2 separate regions of the Homo sapiens genome follow, and region 2 is linked to region 1. The links are chromatin loops, found by intact Hi-C in ENCODE. Cell type or tissue: Caco-2. All regions are shown on one strand.

Region 1 (2,500 bases):
TAAAAGTACCATGAGGCCAGGCATGGTAGCTCACATCTGTAATCCCAGCACTTTGGGAGGTCGAGGCAGGTGGTTCACTTGAACCCAGGAGTTCAAGACCAGCCTGGACAATATGGCAAAACCCCATCTCTACTAAAAGTACAGAAATTATACAGGCATGGTGGAGTGTGCCTGTAGTCCTAGCTACTTAGGAAGCTGAGGTGGGAGGATCACCTGAGCCCTGAAGGTTGAGGCTACAGTAATCCGAGATCATGCCACGGCACTCCAACCTGGGCAACAGAGTGAGATCCTGCCTAAAAAAAAAAAAAAAAAAAAAAAAAATATATATATATATATATATATATATATATGGTTTGGCCACTGACTGAATAGCTATACACACACTCACTCTGTCACCCAGGCTGGAACAAGGGCAGTAGAGTGATCACAGCTCACTGCAGCCCCAAGCTCCTGGGCTCAGGCAATCCTTCTACCTCAGCCTCCCAAGTAGCTGGGACTACAAGCACATATCACCAGACCCAACTGATTTTATTTCTAATTTTTTGTAGAGATGGGGGTCTCACTTTTTTTCCCAGGCTGGTCTTAAACTCCTGGCTTCAAGCAATCCTCCCACCTCAGCCTTCAGAACTGCTGGGATTACAGGCATGAACCACTGCACCTGGCCCTAGTCAATATTTTTATACGTGTCTTAAATGATGAAGAAGGTAAGCACAAAGTTTAGAGTAATAGCTAATAGACAAAATAAGCAAGATGCAAAATAATCTGACCAGCATGACTTTCAAGAAGAATCATTGTAAAGTTCTGTATTTGGTTCAAAGAAAATCAACAACACAAATTCACAGGGATTCCTGACTTGGCAGCAGTTCATGTAAAAAACAACTGGGCTTTTAATTGACCATGGATTCATTATGAGGCATTATTGGAATGTGACTGATAAAAACAAGATTAGGGCAATTCTTGACCACAGCCATAAATCTAGTGTCCCGATAAGAGGGTGGCAGCTCAATCCTGTTCTGGTCAGACCACACTGGAGTTCTATTTTCATTTCTAAGCATCCATTTCACAGTTGGAACATGGCACCCTTGACCCACTTTTGTGAAGTAATGTTTTCTCACACTCCTTTTCCATCCTGTGTTCTAGCATACTCTCAAGTGCAGTATGCTAACACTAGGACAAATGAGCTCTACCCTTGTAATACAGCACAACTGCAAAGCAGTAATGTCATGTGAATCAAGTTCCTTCAGATTTCAGTCATGTCAGCTTTTTGTTAATTTTTCTTTTATTGCAGTCTCCTCTCCCTGGTGACTTAGGCTAAATCTGGGGGTAATGAAATGACCGAAATCTGACTTACAGCCACTGTGTGTACTCCAAATGATTCCTCCTTCCTATTAGTCATAACATAACCCTTTGTCCTTGAACCAGGCTGCTCTGCCTAGTTTCCTGTTCTTCATGCAAAAACTCCAAGAAACCAGCCTTGCCAACCTCCGATAGGAGTCTAAAGCTACCATTTAGTCTGAAAACTGAGATCTGTGCTACACTTGAATGCAAAGTCATCAGAATTAGCTTACACAAGTTCCCCTTTCTCCCTCTGGCATATACTTCCACTCCTTTGCCATCCCAGCTTTGACTTCCCTTTCTTCTTCAGCCCTAATGAGAACTGGGAGTGCGAAAAAATGTAAGGAAGAAAGGAGGAAAAAGAAGAAAGACAGGAGAGATTAATCTCGATCCCAAAGATAGGTAGGACCTTTTGTTATTACACCAGCAAGTCATGGTTCTCTCCTTTCTTCCCTCTTTGTCTCCCAACCCTCTTCAACATGTATACTTGCCAAGGGCTAGGGAAACCCCAGCTTACAAGATCTACTCCCTCTAAAGGGACTGATCCTAAAATTAAAGCCAGTCCAGAGGGGCCACCTTTCTAGCCCAGGCAAGATATTCAAGCCTCAAACCAGGTTAAGGTCGTGTTGGAGTCCACACATGCCCTCTTCTTCCCTATCCAACAAAGGCCTGAGAAACTATGGTCTTTTCCATTAATGCCCTTGGACTGGAAGGGCAGGGGTCATATATAAATTCTGTGCTAAATACTATGAATTTTTTTTCTTTTTTCAGCATGAGACAGATACTGTGAATGCTATATCCCATTTAATGCCCATAGTAAATCCTGTGCTATAATGTATTAATTAAGATGGCTTCCATTAAAAGGAGCAGAAAGCTCAACTCACTATGGGTTACTAAGTGAAGGAGATGATTGGTTTATACAATAGAAGTATGACAGGATTGAGGATGGGTCCATTTAGGAGTTCAACAACTTTATCAGGGAGTTCTATTTTCCATCACTCCACTCTGCCATTCACAATGAGAGCTTCCATCTAGGGCTTGCCCCTGTTTTAGTCTCAGAGTGGCTTTCTATTGCTGCTGAGACTGCATATGTCTCCCACTTTTATCTAGCAGGAGAAAGGGAACTTGTTTTTCTGGAAATAAGCCAGTAAACTTATGCAAACTC
Region 2 (2,500 bases), 330 kb before region 1:
CTGCTCTGGTATCATTATGGAGGGTCATTGGAAGGGACCAGGCCAGAGGTAAGGAGACAAATGAGGCTGTTGCAGTGACTCAGGTCACACAGAGCCATGGGCAGGGGTGCCAGGGATGGGAGGAAGGGCATTTCTGAACTAGGATTGATGGGACTCAGAGTCATCTAATTGAATGTGGAGGGTGACAGAAATGAAGGAGTCACGGTGACTTCTAGGTTTGTAGCTTGAGTGCCATTCTCTGGGGCACAGGAGGAGTGGGCTGGGGAGGGAAAGAAACAATGAGCTCTGTCAGGGATGTGTTGAGGATAAGGGATTCATAGTCCACTTGGGAAAAGTTGTCCAAAGACAATTGGCAATGAAGTCTCCATAACTGTGCTATCTTGGGGTGATACTAAAGTCATCTGTGTTCCTTCTGCACCCTGGTAGGAGCAAGAATCAGGGAGCCTGGGGCTGAGTAGCTCAGTGGTGTGCTGGCAATGTTCCACGGCCAGCTCTCTGGGGGGAAAAGGCCCTGATATGTACATAGTGTTTGCCAATTTCCATGGTATAGATACTCCCACTATGACCAATGGCAAGCTACTAACTCACCCTCACTGATCATGGAACTGAGAAGAGATGGGCAGTAGCAAATCATTATATAGTTTCCGCTATGCAGAGACAATAGAAATAAATCTTCAGAAGAGCATAGATAATAGTAAAATGTAGTAAAATAATTAAAAAGCAGTTATTTTGAGTATTTATCTCCTTTTTGTTTAATGTGAGTTCATGTAATTTATTTTTTAATAATGTCTGTGTTTAACCACCAGTTCACAGAATTCTTGAAAATTACATTAGACTCTTATGAGCTGGAACAAGCAGGCTCCTGTGCACCACTAAAGAGATTCCTCCAAAGTACAAGTTAGAAGGGCCCAGAAATCCACCTACTTCTCAGGCTTAGTGACTCTCTAAAGTCACCCATGTGGGGAGGCAGAGCCAAGCCTAGGGCCTAGGAGACAGTTCCTGATCCTCCATGTCTTCCTGGAGACCCCTCGGTGCCCTGCCCTTTATGGGATCTCACAGACCCAGAATGCCGTGTGGTCCTTGACCCCAGGATGATGACTCATGTCACTCTTGAGTGAGTGACTCAGGGAAGAGGCTGCTGAGCAGCCTGGAACAAACAGAACTGGGCAAGATTTATATCTGCTAGGCGCTAAATGGGAGGCTCAGATACTTTGCTGCTATTCTCGGTGCCTTTGAACTGCCTCCGATTGAGCAATTGTACATATTTTGAAGAAGAAAAAATTTTTTCAAGTGGACCTATTTTTAAAAAAAGAATTCCTGAAGTGAACAAGCTGGAAAGGAAACCTGGGGAGATGTTTAGGCTTATTTCCTGTCATTGGTCTGAGCAGGTGCTGGCTCCTTCCCAGGGCACCCCCAGCCAACAAAGCCTATACGAGCTCCACAGGAGCGGAGAGCAGGGCTGGAGAAAATCGGGCCCTAAGAAGGTTTCCCACAGAGGTGCAAACCCCAGGATTGTCGGGGTTCTCAGGGCCAGCCTCCCGAAACGTGACTTTGTTTAGGGGACACAGTCTTGGGGGAAGTGACTTCCACTTCCTCATCCTCCCTTTTCTGTTGCCACCGAGGCTTTCTCCCTGCATCTCCGCCCTTCACCATTCCTGCTCCTGCACAATTCCCTTCAATCTAGATCCACTTTCAGGAGAGAATCCTGGGGCTTCCACCACACACTGGGGGGTGGCTGTACCCCCTTCAGTCACTCACTTACCCACTTGTTCAGCACAGCACAAATACCTACTTGGCCAGACACTGTGGCTGGCTCTCTTCCAGGAGGGATTCCACACTAGGCCTCATGTCTCACCTGTGGAACAAAAACCTCTGTTTTGGGGGAGTCATCATGAGTACAGGGATAGTGGAAAGAACTGGGGCTTTGAAACCAGACCAACCTGGGACTGAGCACAGCCCAGACCTGGGACTAAGCACAGCACAGATCTGGGGCAAGCACAGCACAGACCTGGGACTGAGCACAGCACAGACGTTGGGCAGCCACAGCACAGACCTTGGGCAGCCATAGCACAGACCTGGGACTGAGCACAGCACAGACATGGGGTGAGCACAGCACAGACATGGGGTAACCACAGCACAGACCTAGGACTGAGCACGGCACAGACATGGGGTGAGCACAGCACAGACATGGGGTAACCACAGCACAGACCTAGGACTGAGCACAGCACAGACACGGGGCAAGCACAGCACGGACCTGGGACTGACCACAGCACGGACCTGGGACTGACCACAGCACTGACCTGGGACTGACCACAGCACAGACCTGGGACTGACCACAGCACGGACCTGGGACTGAGCACAGCACAGACATGGGGCAAGCCCAGCACAGACCTGGGACTGTCCACAGCAAAGACCAGGACTGAGTCTCTTTTACTTGCAGGAGACAAATCTGGGAGCTCTGAGCCACTAGGATGAACACCAGAGTCTCTCTGAGCCTTGG

What was found. Peaks named below come from ENCODE experiments on the same cell type or tissue, not always from the same donor. Only the 100,000 strongest peaks of a DNase experiment are listed, where the experiment ranks them.
Region 2: it touches region 1 in a loop (10-fold over the local background); 2 of 110 quality-filtered maps call a loop at or near these places.

Annotation. Positions count from the first base shown.
Region 1 is chr11:10,327,476-10,329,975 of GRCh38, reverse strand. The region is part of intron 1 of CAND1.11 (a long non-coding RNA gene); the gene reads right to left. Among named protein-coding and RNA genes, the nearest start is that of CAND1.11, 20 kb to the right of the region's middle. RefSeq lists a silencer at 960-1,254. In Caco-2, no CTCF peak of the experiment used is centred here; a DNase peak (open chromatin) is centred at 1,005.
Region 2 is chr11:10,658,520-10,661,019 of GRCh38, reverse strand. All of the region lies in intron 1 of IRAG1 (inositol 1,4,5-triphosphate receptor associated 1), which reads left to right. Among named protein-coding and RNA genes, the nearest start is that of IRAG1, 34 kb to the left of the region's middle. RefSeq lists a silencer at 1,304-1,598 and an enhancer at 652-1,851. In Caco-2, no CTCF peak of the experiment used is centred here; DNase peaks (open chromatin) are centred at 1,139, 2,037 and 2,299.